Regions from separate parts of the Homo sapiens genome. Here all the other regions are linked to region 2. A link is a loop called in an ENCODE intact Hi-C map of the cell type or tissue named here. Cell type or tissue: HCT116. All regions are shown on one strand. Region 1 has its middle 16 kb from the start of PCOLCE2. Region 2 has its middle 8.8 kb from the start of ATR. Region 3 holds the start of HLMR1 (hepatic lncRNA metabolic regulator 1).

Evidence for each region. Hi-C counts contacts between places; a loop is a spot of excess contacts. Peaks named below come from ENCODE experiments on the same cell type or tissue, not always from the same donor. Only the 100,000 strongest peaks of a DNase experiment are listed, where the experiment ranks them.
Region 1: a loop joins it to region 2, with 7 times the contacts of the local background. A loop is called at or near these places in 7 of 110 quality-filtered maps.
Region 3: it touches region 2 in a loop (4-fold over the local background); 3 of 110 quality-filtered maps call a loop at or near these places.

Annotation. Positions count from the first base shown.
Region 1 is chr3:142,902,709-142,907,708 of GRCh38, reverse strand. No RefSeq gene overlaps it. Among named protein-coding and RNA genes, the nearest start is that of PCOLCE2, 16 kb to the right of the region's middle. In HCT116, a CTCF peak has its summit at 2,454 (motif pointing right); DNase peaks (open chromatin) are centred at 2,463 and 2,907.
Region 2 is chr3:142,585,006-142,590,005 of GRCh38, reverse strand. No RefSeq gene overlaps it. Among named protein-coding and RNA genes, the nearest start is that of ATR, 8.8 kb to the right of the region's middle. In HCT116, a CTCF peak has its summit at 3,004 (motif pointing left); a DNase peak (open chromatin) is centred at 3,075.
Region 3 is chr3:142,926,339-142,931,338 of GRCh38, reverse strand. It overlaps HLMR1 (hepatic lncRNA metabolic regulator 1), which reads right to left and starts at 4,664. Exons shown (of 5, transcript NR_038455.1): 1 at 4,443-4,664. RefSeq lists an enhancer at 1,878-2,172. In HCT116, CTCF peaks have their summits at 394, 596 (motif pointing right) and 2,028 (motif pointing left); DNase peaks (open chromatin) are centred at 598 and 1,998.

The DNA of each region.
Region 1 (5,000 bases), 320 kb before region 2:
CTAGAACTAAATCGAAAGGAAAGCCCCAACTTTCCACATCTAAGTACCAAAAGGACCAGAGGCTACTCCCTTTGCAAAACCCCACCTTTCCTGGCAGCGGATGGAAAATTGAAAACGTTTGCATAGGAGTGTAACTTTTTTTTTTTTTGAGACAGAGTCTCGCTCTGTCACCCAGGCTGGAGTGCAATGGCGCCATAGCTCACTGCAACCTCCACCTCCCGGGTTCAAGTGATTCTCCTGCCTCAGCCTCCCCAGTAGCTGGGATTACAGGCATGCGCCACCACGCCTGGCCAATTTTTTTTTTGTATTTTTAGTAGAGGTGGGGTTTCTCCATGTCGGTCAGGCTGGTCTCGAACTCCCAACCTCAGATGATCTGCCCTCCTTGGCCTCCCAAAGTACTGGGATTACAGGCGTGAGCCACCGCGCCTGGCCAGGAGTGTAACTTTAGAACTTCACTTCAGCTTCTGATTGGTTACTGTCCAATCAGACTGATTGCGGGTCAAGCCTTGGTTTGCACAGAAGTGTAACTTTGTAACTTCACTTTAACCTCTGATTGGTTGCTTTCCAGACTGATTGCAGGCCACCACTTCATTTACATGGGGTGAACACCAAGTGGCCAGTGGAAAACCTCTAGGGGGTATTTGGACCCCAGAAGATTCTGTATCTGGGGCCCTTGAGCTGCTGCTCAGGCCCACTCCCACACTGTGGAGTGTACTTTCATTTGCAATAACTCTCTGCTTTCATTGCCTCATTGTTTCCTTGCTTTGCCGTGCATTTTGTCCAATTCTTTCTTCAAAATGCCAAGAACCTGGACAACTTTCAGTCAAGACCTCTTCCAGTAACATCAGTAAACGAAAACATGACAGTTAAGAAGGCCTATTTACTGCAATTGTCTTAAAGACAATTTTAGAAAATTATGTGGTGCTTCAAACATTTTCTGTTTACATGTATTAATCTAATTTTGTTCTGGCAGCGTATCCCTATCTGTACAGGTCTGCAGCAACCTCAATTCTCCTCAGAAGAAAGAATTCGACTGAGGGGCATATGGTGGAAGGAGAGACAGAGTCAAGTTTTAGAGCAGGAGTGAAAGTTTATTAAAAAGCTTTAGAGCAGGAATGAAAGGAAGAAGAGTACACTCGGAAGAGGGCCAAGCAGGCAACTTGAGAGATCAAGTGCACCGTTTGACTTCTTGATTTGGGGTTTTATATGTCGGCATACTTCCGGGGTCTTGCGTTACTTATCCCCTGAGTCTTCCCTTGGGGTGGGCAGCCTGCATGCTGCCCGCACGTGACACGCTTGGGAGGGGCCACACCCAGTATGTTTACTGGAGTTGTATGCATGCTCACTTGAGGAGCTCTCCCCTTACCAGTCTAGCATTCCTAGAAGAAGGTCATATGCCAGTTAGACTTTGCCATTTTGTCTCCTAATGAGCATGCCTGAGCCCCCTCACTCAACTCCTGAGATCTCATCGGGAAGCTGCTGATAACCAGTTTCAGGTGTTTTCTTTTAGGAGACTGCCTTCTCCTGGCACTGGCTGTGACCAATTATTATTTTAGAGAGACAGTTAACAAAACTGCCTGACTATCACCTGGTGGTCACCTGACATTCCTAGTGTGTGTGTGGGGAACCCTCTCGTGCCCTGCTCACGCCTGACCATGCTGTCTACTGAAACACTATTGGTCATATTTACAACCCTACACAGTTTCTCATATTAATGGAGAGAAAAAAATGCCTATAAGAAACAAATTCAAATGATCAAAAAGAATGTATTAAATGCTTAGAAACTGCTTCATCAGCTCCCATTTCATTTCCTCAGTTTTATGCCTCTGGTTGTCCAGAGCCAGCCACTGAGCTCCCTACCTGGGAGCAGTTCGGCAATAGTTGCTACAAAAATCAGTGCTGGGTACAGGTAGCATTTAAACAGCTCTGAACTTTCTGCTCCTAAGCATGAATCATTCTCCTGGCCTGGGAGTCCCAGTGTTGAGTGATGCCCAAGGACATTGAGACAGACCAACTGACAAGTAGATTGGTTCCTTCCATTATCCATTCCAAGTTCTTCAAGGCCTCACTGTGTTTACCTGCTGAGATGTGAATATCTTTTATTAACAAAACTTAGGGGCAGGCTCTTGCCTCATCCATTCATTCATTCATGCAACAAATACTAGTCATAAACCTACCATGTGTCAGACACTGGGCTAGACTCTGAAGACACAAAGCCCACAAATAGCCCCTACCTTCAACAGATTGATGATCTTATAGACAGAAACCCATACCCATAGAAACAAGGGGTTTCAAATAATTTAGGTGCTATGATAAAAGTGTGTACAGAGTACAATGGGGGAAAATAAAGGAGGAATCAGTGCCATGAGAGGCAGCGGGTAGGAAAGGCATACAGGTGGTCGGTGCTTAAAGTGAGTCTTGAAAGAGATGAAGGTCTTTGCCAGTAGATGGGGATGTGACCACATAGGGGAATTCCAGATAGAGGCAGTAACAGGAACTTGCCAACTTCAGCCTCATGTAACAGAAAATCCGACCCCAGTGGGTTTAAGCAAGAAGTAAACTTGTTGGGGAACTGAGTGAGAAAACAACAACAACAACAAAACGCCCAAGAGTAGACCTGTTAGGCATGGCTGGTTTCTCTCTGTCTCTTATCCATTTCCTCTGCGGTGGCCCCAGTGCTCTCAAGATGGCGACAGCAGATTTGACCCTGTATCGTCTCAAGTCTCGGCTTTAGAGGAAAGAATACTACCACATGCCACTGTTTCAGAAAATGTCTCACAGCATCCCAGTGGCTCTGGGGAGGTGGCAGTCATATGCCCCTGAAGAAATCCCTGTGGCTAGGCAGGGTGAAGCTCTGATTAACTGTGGCCTGAGTCATCGCTCCCACTTAGAGATGGGTGGAGCTGTCCTCACCAGGACAACTTGCTCTAAGAGTCCAAAAGGACAATCTGGGCACTGTTCTTACAAGAAGGGAGCGTTGACAACAAACCTTCGTCTCAGCACCAGTCTTGCTGTCACCAGGAATCTGGAGCAGCTCAACACCATAGGGCTCCAAGTGACCAGCACCAAGTCAGATTCTCCAGAAGGACCGATTTCTGTCATCTCACTTGTAAGCAGCCATCTTCTCTGGAGTCCACACTTTGGGAAAATTTTCACTTCCTTTCCACTGGAGAGCCTCAGCCTCTGAAGGAAGCCAGCAAGTGCTGCAGTCTTGAGAGGCTCCCCAACTCTCAGGGAGCCCTGGCTTACCCACAGACCCAGACATAGTCCCTGCCTCCTTCTCTCCTCTCCTGCTCTACCACCAACTCACCCCTCTGTCCCAGTGTTTACCAAGGCCAGGCCACAGGTAGGGCCACCTCAGTTATATATGTATATATATGTTTGTTTGTTGTTGGTTTTTTTTTTAAGTTGGGGATCTTGCTCTGTTGCCCAGGCTTGAGTGCAGTGGCACAATCTCAGCTCACTGCAACATCCGCCTCCTGGGTTCAAGCAATTCTCCTGCCTCAGCTTCCCAAGTAGCTAGGATGGGATTACAGGTGCAGCCACCATGCCTGGCTAATTTTTGTATTTTCTCTAGAGATGGGGTTTCACCATGTTGGCGAGGTTGGTCTCAAACTCCCAGCCTCAAGTGATCCACCAGCCTCGGCCTCCCAAAGTGCTGGGATTACAGGCATAAACCACCTAGCCCAGCCAGTATAATGTTTTCCATTGTATACATATACCACAGCTTGTTTATCTATTCTATTGATAAACACGAGGGCTATTTCAGCTTTTAGCTGTTATGAATAAAGCTACAATCAGCATTTGTGTACAAGTCTTTGTGTGGACATATGTTTTTATTTCTCTTGGGCAAATTACCTAGGAGTGGGATCTCCAAGTCAAAAGTATATGTTTAACTTTGTAAGAAAGTAGGCAGATGCATATTTACTAGAATAACAGAATATTCATGTATGTCAATACTCTGGGCCATGGCTTCCTCATTATTAAAATAGGAATATAGCCATATCTACCCTGTCTAATTCTTGCCACCTTTGTGATGATCAGAATGGATAATGTACATTAACACATCATAAGGTGCTAAATTGTGCAGTGTGAAGAAAGAGCTATAGAGATTCTGAGGGAAGAGAGATAAATGAGGGCTGAAGAAATCACAGAAGACTGACTGGAAGAGGAGCTCACCTTTGAACGTTCAATTAAATCTGCCCAACGGTGGATGAACGGACAGATGGACAAATGGAATGGATAGATGACACATCCTCAAGGAATAAAAACTTTTTAAAGAATATAAAGAATACATTAGTTCATTTATTTGTGACACGTTTTTAAAAATCACATTAACATAAAGGAGGTCCCAAACAACTCTGTGATATGTGTTGTCTTTTTGGGTGCTCAATTGAAAGACAATGTTCCCATCAAGAAAAAGGGTCCTCTTGTGTCTTCCTTCAAATTACGCTATTATCAAGCTCGATTTAGACTTTCCTACTACCCTTTTTATTTTCTACTAAACCCCAAAAATAAGAAAGGCAAGGAATGGAAAATAAAAGATAAGAAATGCACAAGCTTATCAAAGATTTTTTATTTTTGTATAACTCTAAGATAATGTTGAATTTTTTTTCCTAGAATTTTCTAGTTTCCCAGGTCCCTCTCTTATTGAGGCAGCCTTGTGCTTTGCTCAGGGTCAGGGAGGAGAGGCAGTGTCCCTTTTGCTGGTGGCTGGAGACCTTGCAAGCCTTCAGAAACTTTTTACAATCCAAGCTCTTTCTCACGGTCGACTTGAGTCTTTTTGCTTGCTGTTCCCTTCACCTGAAGGGCTCTTTTCCCTTTCTTATTCTTTTATTGTTCAGCTCTCAGTCTAAATACTACCACAGTAAGGACTCCCTGCTCACCCAGGCTTCTTTATCACACCACATTGTTTTAATTCTCTACAGAGTGTTTATCACTGAAGATATTTTTCATGTATTTGTTTGCTTCCTTATTGTTCATCTTCCCATTGGAACATA
Region 2 (5,000 bases):
TGAGGCTGGGTGTGGTGGCTCACTCCTATAAATCCAGCACTTTGGGAGGCCGAGGCAGGCAGATCGCTTGAGTTTAGGAGCTTGAGACCAGCCTGGGCAACATGGCTAAACCCTCATCACCACAAAAATACAAAAATACAAAAATTAGCTAGGAAGTCAGGCACGGTGGCTAATGCCTATAATCCCAGCACTTTGGGAGGCTGAGGCAGCTGGATTGCTTGAGTCAGGCATTTGAGACCAGCCTGGCCAACATGGTGAAACCTGTCTCTACTAAAAATACAAAAATTAGCCAGTCATGGTGGTGAGTGCCTGTGATCCCAGCTACTCAGGAGGCTGAGGCAGGAGAATCACTTGAACCGGGAGGTGGAGATTGCAGTGAGCCGAGATCACGCCATTGCACTCCAGCTTGGGCAACAGAGCGAGACTCAATCTCAAAAAGAAAAAAATTACCTAGGCATGGTGACACACATCTGTAGTCCCAGCCAGCTACTTGGGAAGCTGAGGTGGGACGATCACTTGAGCCCAGGAGGTTGAGGCTACAGTGAGCCATAATTGCACCACTGCACTCCAGCCTGGGTGACAGAGACCCTGTTAGAAAAAAAAAAAAAAAAAAAAAAAATATATATATATATATATATATGAGATATATATGATATATGTTATATATATGATATGATAGCTGAAATTAAAAAATGAAATGAATGGTCTGGGTTTCAGAATAGACATAGATTAATAACTGGAAAATCAAGCTGGCCTATTATCCCAGAATGATGTCACCCCAATTAGCAGTGGCAGAAAAAAATGGCTTTAGGGCCTATAAGGGTGCCCTGAGGCAATTTTCTACATTCTCCACCCTCCCCCCATACCTTGCCCTTACTTATTTGGAAAAAAATAAGATCATATACCACATTAACTGAAACAGATGGCAAATTATGAAAGAGCTATGGGGTGTGGCAAAGGCTGCTGATTGTCCTCAAATATCTTTTCATTAAATATATCTATGATGTATTTATGAAAATAAGGGCATTTCAAAATACAGGAGAATGATTGACTAGTCAGTGACATAGTAACAGATACCATGCATGGATTGACCAACTGTCTTCTTGGATGCCTTCCTGGAAAGCCAAAACCAATATTTCCCACATTCACTTGTAGCTAGGATTCCAAAAATGATTTAGGTTTTACCAAGCCAAGTTAGACTGATTCAAATTTGTATTACATGAAGAGAGAGGAAAGGCATGAACCCCTTTGGGCAGATTCCTAATTCTGCAGCGTCCTGATCCTTTCAGAGTTAGCAGCTGCCTTGACAGGTAATTTGGGGAGTTCTTGAAGACTCATGATGAAGCCTGTTTCTCTCAAAGATTTTGTATATCATCTAGATCCCTTAAACTCTTTATTTTGAAAGTGGCAGAAGGGACTTCAATACCAACATATGAACTATCTGTCTGGGAAATGAGTTGTCTGATCTTGTTTCAAAAATGATCTGTAGATAAATGGGAAAACAAATACTAGCAAACTGAAGTACAAAAATGTTAGGGAAAAGTATAAAAGAACATTTTAAATCTTGTGGTTAGCCTTTCTAAGCAAGACTAAAATCCAGAAGACACAAAGGAAATGATGGGTAGATTTGATATAATAAAAATTAAAATTCCTACATAAGAGCCAAGTGACAGACTAAGATATAATATTCTCAGATATAAATCAGAAAAGGTTTAATTCATAATATGTTAAAATGTTTGTATAAATCAATAAAAAAGACACAACCAAATTAAAACTGATAAAATTCTAAACAGGTAATTTACTAAAAAAAGGTAATCCAAATGATTAATAGACATGAGTAGATGCTTGAACTTGCTGGTAAGTAGAGAAATGCATATACATACATGTAAGTGCCGTAACCTAATCAAATCAGAATCTCTGGGAGTCCCCAGATACTTTTTAAAAATCTTCTCATCCACATAAATTCAATGTGTAGCCAAAGTTAAGAACCACTACCCTAAAACAGTGCTAACTCAAAGTGTGGGCAGTGGACCAGCAGCAGTAGCATCTAGCAGCTTGTTAAAAATGCGAATTACTGAGTTTCCTTTCAGACCGATTGAATCAGAATTTCTCCAGGTGATTCTGATGCATGCTCAATTTTGAGAACTCTGAAACCTCTCTGCATTTTATTTACAGAGCTACTTGGAGGATAATAGCAGGTGAAAGTATTTTCAGAAAAGTAAAAATAGTAATCGCAAATACAAATAATCATACTATTCCGATATATTTTACATAATCTTAGGGTCATACTCAGGACCTAGCAATGAAAATGACAATAATTCATTACTGAAATAGAAATCTCTTGGAGACATAAAGAATTAGTCCATGTCCTTATTTCTGAATTGTCTCCAAATACAGTGGAGTGTTAGTTAGTTCTATAATACAGTCTTAGTAGATGTGAAACTGCCACAGGGATAGGAAGCCAAATGGCTTACTTTTAAGTTTCTTAAATATTTTGTTACTTTATGATGGCTTTTTTTTTGTAATGGGTTTTTGCAGTGTTTCCACTAAATGGGACAAGTGTATTGGTGCAGTTTGGCTATTCTGCACTATTAAATTTCAGAATATTGGCTTGTGGTTATGTTGTCTATTATTTGAGGCTTTACCCAAAGAAAACTAACAGACATGTGCCCCCTTTTACCCTTTATCTATGTCTGACAATATTCCATACATAGCCAAGCTATTAAAGAAGAGAAATGTCGTGGTCTTTGGGTTTTAAGAAGGTTGCTCTGACTGCTGTGTAGAACAACTCCAAACAACATCAGCATCATCTAGAAGCTTGTTAAAAATGCATATTATTGAATGTGTGTGTACCAAGAGGTGTCCACTGAAGTTCATTCGGATGTAGAAAGGAACTTGTAAAACTGTTGCATTATGTTGGAACTTGCATAGCTAACCAACCAGGAGTTTGGGCATCTGGCTGAGAACCAAGTCTATCTTAGTCTCAACTGGGTTGTAGTACCACCTGGTGGTCATTTTCCACTCTAGTTTAATCATGAATGGGGACAATTCTATACACATGGCTGACTGGAATTCCAGAACACTGACTGATGCCCCTTTGGCAACTTGATCTGTGACACTGGGCTTAGGAAATACCAGGGACACTGGGACCTATCCACACCAACCACTCTGCTTCCTGCCTCACCCTCTCCTCCAAACTCCTACTCCCCAAATGATAAAAAGAGGGCTGACAGGAATGCAGGAATCAATTAGTAGTTGTATTATGTTCAAATTTACATTATCATGAAATTCATGTACATTAGGATGTAGAACTATATATGGTTAATAAAAATGTGCACATATTAGGATACAAATTTTTAAAATTTCAAGAGTACTACTGAATAATAATTTTTAAAAAGTTGGATAACAAATGCTGGCAAGGATGTGGAGAAAAGGGAACCCTTGTACACTGTTGGTGAGAATGTCAATTAGTACAACCACTATGGAGAACAGTGTGGAGGTGCCTCAAAAAACTAAAACTAGAACTACCATATGATCCAGCAATCCCACTGCTAAGTATATACCCAAAAGAAAGGAAATTGGTTTATCAAAGAGATAACTGCACTCCCATGTTTATTGCAGCACTATTCACAATAACCAAGATTTAGAAGCAACCTAAGTGTTCATCAACAGATGAATGGATAAAGAAAATGTGATACATGTACACAACGGAGTAGTATTCAGCCATAAAAAAGAATGAGATCCTGTTATTTGCAACCACATGGATGAAACTGGAGGTCATTATGTTAAGTGAATTAAGCCAGGCACAGAAAGACAAACTTCACATGTTCTCACTTATTTGTGGGAGCTAAAAATAAAAACAATTGAACTCATGGAGATACAGAGTAAAATGATGGTTACCAGAGGCTGGGAAGGGTAGTGGGGGGGTGACGGGTGTGCGGTAGGGATGGTTAATGGGTACAAAATATAGTTAGATAGAATAAGTATTTGAGCCTGTAATCCTAGCACTTCAGGAGACTGAAGCAGGCCGATCACTTGAGCCCAGGAGTTCAACACCAGCCTAGGCAACATGGCAAAACCCCCGTCTCTACAAAAAACACCAAAATTAGCCAGCTGAGGTGGTGTGCACTTGTAGTCTCAGCTACTCAGGAGGCTGAGGTGGGAAAATCACTTCAGCCTGGAAGCCCAAGGCTGCAGTACACCAAGATCAGGCCACTGTAGTCCAGCCTGGACAACAGATGAGACCTTGTCTCAAAAAAGAAAAAAGATCTAGCATTTGATTGCAGAACAGGGTGACTACAGTCAAACATTTATTGTACATTTTTAAATGAATATAATTGGATTGTTTGTAACACAAAAGATAAATGCTTGAGGTGATGGATACCCCATTTACCCTGATGTGATTATTACACATTGTGTGCCTGTATCAAAATAGCTTATGTACCCCATAAAGTATATACACCTACTATATACCCACAAAAATTAAAAATTGGCCGGATATGGTGGCTCCTGCCTATAATCCCAGCACTTTGGGAGGCCAAGGCAGCAGATCACCTGAGGCCAGGAGCTCCAGACCAGCTTGGCCAACATGGCGAAGCCCATCTCTACTAAAAATACAAAAATTCACCGGGCGTGGTGGCACACACTGGGATTACAGTAGCTGTAATCCCAGCTACTCAGGAGGCTGAGGCAAGAGAATGGCTTGAATCCTGGAGACGGAGGTTGCAGTGAGCCGAGATCGTGCCACGGCACTCCAGCGAGTGAGACTCCATCACACACACACACACACACACACACACACACACACACAAAAAAGCTAGGAGATGGCCACGCGCAGTGGCTCACTCCTATTAAATCCCAGCATCCCAGCACTTTGGGAGGCCAAGGTGGGCAGGTCACTTGAGGTCAGGTGTTCAAGACCAGCCTGGCCAATATGGTAAAACCCCATCTCTCCTAAAAATACAAAAATCAGCTGGGCATAGTGGCATGCACCTGTCATC
Region 3 (5,000 bases), 340 kb before region 2:
GACACCTGGAGCAGCGGGCAATAGGCCCAGCTGGCTAAGCAGAAGGAACACGACAACAGCATGGTTTCTGCAGTGAGAAAGTTCCAAGAGCTTCTCCACAACAAAGACCAAAACCACCTCTCTGCACTCAAAAGAAGGTGATCTTTTTGGAGGGTCATTAGTAGCATTGAGCAGAAAACCATAGCTGAGGATCAATAACCTCAAACTGTCAGAACATTTTCATAACATGTCTCCTGGTGCACATGCAGGAGATTTTTCTTTGGTGAATATCTGTAAGTACAATCTCTATCAGTGAACACTTCTAAATAGTAGCTTTAAATGGTTGCTTGTCACTAAGTTTGGTTCTTTTCTTATAAATATGTCTAGAACTCATCTATTGATCCATACATTCATCCTGGGGGAAAGTACCATTGAGTATCCCTATCACAATTGCCTCATTGTTGAACTGGTAATAGACATCTCAGCAAACTCACAGGGAAACTAAAAGAAGAATTAAACGCTTTGAGGTATTTTAAACTTGGAGAGGCTATTTAAATCCATGTTACTTTTAAACCCAAAATTTCCCATTGTTTCCAGGAGAGGGCACAAATTCATCTTACGGTTATTCTTAGTGCTTTTCATCACCTTTCTTGACTTTACCCCACGTGTACACATGCACACACCCTCACATAAACATGCACACCCTACCTCTTATTTTATAAAATGACTGGTTATCTATTAACCAGCTTATGCAGCCATTTCAGAACCTATGCAAAGCAGCTTTGAACAGACTCTTCACTCTGCTGCAAGATCCAGAATGTCAACTGGGGCTTCATGAGGTTCCCATGTAGAGCTGGGCCTGCTAGTGTTAAATACATATGGCTTTAATTTACAGTCCAGTCCCTATATCGTTGTTTCCAATTGCCAATGGCATTGGTAAACCAACAGTAGTAATAGGAGTAGTCTCAGGCAATAAGGAGACACATTTTCTATAGAGAATTTTAAAACAATAATTAAATGGACTAAAAGCTGATTTGCTTTTACTATATTCACACATTGGCAATTCTACACAATGGTCAAATGCTCTCCCCGTCCCCGCTAAATCTTTTGTTGGTCTGCAGTCGAAAAAATTTCTGTGGTTATTATTCAATTTTGTAATACATAAAATCAGCAATGTTATTGCTTATCTCTTAAGAAACACATTTTCTCCTTTAGTAATAACTCCTGTGTGGGAGTTAACTCAGAGAAGACTTGACATAAATGGACTTATCTACACACTCTTGTTTGAGAGTTAAGTTCCAGATGGTTCAGAATCATTCATATTTGTGCTTGCTTTGGGTACACTTCATGCTCCAACCCATGTGGGACTATCTGCTTCTGCATTTAAACACTAGATCTGGAATAAGCAATGGCAGTAGAGTGATTGTGACAGAACTTGGGCTACCTCAATTCTCTCTCATTCAATTTAGTGCTCTCATGAAAACTCACTTGGAGTTTTTATTTATAATTAAAATTTAAAATAATAATGCAGCGTAAACCACAAGGTGTAATTTTTTTTGGTAACTGCAAGTTTATTTCACATGTGCAATATTTCACACCTTTGAATAATATCTTTAAAAATTGAAATTGATGTCTTTTTTATTGTTCTTTTTCTTATGTAATTACTATTGCACTGTAATGTTATTCATTTTTATGGCAGTCTAGTATGTAGGTATGTGTATTTTCTTTTTTGTTTGAAAAACATTAATGTAATTAAAAGTATTAGTCCACTACTTTCCCCTTTTTTGATACTATAAAATGTATTTTATTATTTTATTTTTCATTTTTATTGGAATGATTACATATACGAAGTTCAATAAAATAAAAATCTCTCTCAGTCCATTTTTCTTTTTATTCATTTCATTATTATTACCAAAAATAATGCTGTATGGAGTAGTGGGGTGTTAAAAAATGATCTGCTCGACAACACCAGTCACACAAGGCACGCCCTGCTTCCTTGCAGATCCTCAGGAGAGCTGCCCTGTCTGAGAACACTGCCCTCTGCTGCTCGGTGTGAATTCACCCATGAGGCTTATAAACAGAGAATTAACCCTCACTCTACCTTAAACTTACTCTTTTATTCAGAGAGGTATATCTAACTACAGTGTCAACTTTGTCTTGGTTCACACAGATCCCCAGGAACAGAGTGAGCAATCAACACATTTTTGTTGAATGAAAGAAGGAATGTGATGTTACTTTGCACATATTGGAGAGTGCATGCAAATGTGTTAATATGTCTGAGTATTGTGTGCAAGTGTGGGTGTTCACAGCACAAAATAGGCTGGTCAAGAGTGAACATCATATATTTTACTTTTCTTGCACCCACCCACCCCCCGCCCCCCACCACTTCCCAGCCGTGCCAGAGACACTACAGATGCAGACTAACAAATTGACTTAGAAGGTCAGGACTCAAAAGCCTATTCCAAAAATATTAAGAATGGCCAAGAAGTTAAAATCCAATCAAATAAAATCCCATTTTTTAATTCTTTTGTTAGCACACTAGTTTTTTGTGTGGTGGAGGAGAGGTTACTCATTAGAAAATAAAATTCTAAACTTATAACAAGATACTATAACTGATACTAATCTTTGCCAACTGTTAATAATTTCTTTCTCATTCTTGTAACTGATGCCCGAAATGCATCTAATATATAATTCCGAAACATTTTAATTACCATTATATTTAAAGTAAGAAAGGAGGGGGAAATGTAGCTTTTAAAGACTCTGAGCAGCTCACCTAAGATGGCCTTTCAAAGATAAGTGATATAAAACATTAAAGAGCCTAAAGCTTACATAGTCCAGCCTTGGTGTGTAAATAAAGGAGGCAGAGCCCAGAGAGTATAGGCTTGTTCAGAGTCTCACAGTGTGAGGGTATAGCCAGGACCAGAAGCCTGCAATCCCTACTTCCACCCCAGTCTCTCATCCTACACAGCACAGCTTCCAATGTAGAAGAAAATGGCTCTATCTTTGTTTGTTATATCAGATTGTTTAAAGTATTTAAGATATGTGCTTTAGATATCATTACACTGGCAGATAACAATATACAGAGTAATAAGAATTTGAAGATAACTTTGAGAATCACTTATTATAACACATACATTAACAAGAGAGAATGAATATTTACTAAGTATCTACCACATCCATGGCACATGGCTATTCCCTATAGAGACTACTGAATGAATAAATGATAGCATGAACTTATGTAACACTCGCCATAAGCCAGGTTGGTCTAAGTGCTTTACATTCATTAAGACGTTTAATCTTCACAACAACTCTGTGAATATCTGTTATTATCACCATCCCCAGTTTACAGATAAGGAAATTGAGGCACAGAGAACTTCACCAAGATCAGGCAGCCAGCAAACAGAACTTTACAACTTTGGTCATCTGACTCCATGGGCTATGCAAACTATGATCTACCTCCCATCTTAAGGAACAGAAACATAGGAAAAGGTGAATGGTAATGCGGATTTAAATAACAGTTAATGACAACTATAATGGACAAAAGGCAATATCCAAGAGGCAAGTGAATAGTATAAGTCAGAACTCTTTGCGTGCAAGCACCAGAAACTAAATTTAAAATCTCTTAAGTTATCTCAAAAGCTATTTATTTGCTGGCAATAGTAGAAGGCATTGTGGGCTGAATTTTGTCCCCCCACAATTCATGTGTTGAAGTCCTAACTCCCAGAACCTCCAAATATAACCATATTTGGCATAGGGCCTTTAAAGAGGTAATCAGGGTAAATTGAGGTCATTCGGATGGATCCCAATCTAATCTAACTGGTGTCCCTGTAAGAAAGTGAGATTAGGACAAAGACACACACAGAGGGAAGGCCAAGTGAAGGCACAGAGAGGAGGCCTATATGCAAGCAAGAAGAGAGTTTCCAGAGTGAAACCAACCTCCATGACACCTGGATCTCAGATTTCTAGTCTCCAAAGTCACAAGGAATTAAATTCCCATTTTTAGCCACCCAGTCTGTAATACTTTGTTAATGCAGCCTGAGCAGAATAAAATAGAAGAATACTGGGTGTTTCATAGAATTAAAGAGTTACAGGAAACAGTCGGAGCCAGGAATCTCAAGGACTAGAACAAGGACCTCAACACCTGCAGAATACACACACTATCCTCCCCACACTTCCAGCTTCAGAATTTAAAAATGCCAAGGATGGCCTCAACTGATCCAGTTGAGGTCGCATTCCCAACCCTAAGCCAATCATTTAATTCTCCTAGTTCAGTGATGCATCTCTACCATCCTTCGCCGGTCTGTGTCCCCAGATCCTCCTGTGGTTGAGTTTCCCAAGAGAGTAAACCTGGTTTCTGCCAGGACAAGAGAGAGGCTGCTGAAAGATGAGGAAGGAATCCAGAGGTCTGACTGCTTTCTCCAAGGACTTTCCATAAACCTCCTGTTTTCAGCTCCGCCTCTTACCTTTTCTTTCAGAAGAATCTGGTGCCTCCAATTCTGGGGACTTTACGGGTGCTGTGCCATGAACTAGCTTCCTTCTTAAGCTCCCCATCTGCTGGTACTGCAGTTTCAGCCCCTGTCCATGTCCATCTCCAAAAATGAGATGACATGGACTTTTCACCTATTCTTTCTGTCTTGTGGACTTGGGCCTTTTTGGCTTCTTTGCTGTCATTTTAGTAGCATTTTGAAAGAGATGAAAGAAAAACACAGGTTTTTAAACTGCAATGTTTAACCAGAAGTCTATTTTGGGAATTTTCAAATAATCCTCTGTGAAGGTGCCACAGTGGCTTACTTCTGGCTTGGGAAGGTGGCAGTAGCACAGAGGACAGACAGGAGAGCAGACTAGGAAAAGGGTAGGCAGGCTCTGGCCTCTGCCCCCGCATCAAGCAGAAAATCTTGCTTTTTATGTTTTATACATTGTCCTTCTAAGATTTCATTTGAAGAAAGAGACTTTAACTAAAAATAGAAAATCTTAAAACCACTGTGCAATACCAGCCTGCCTCCTACATATTTTAAAGAGTT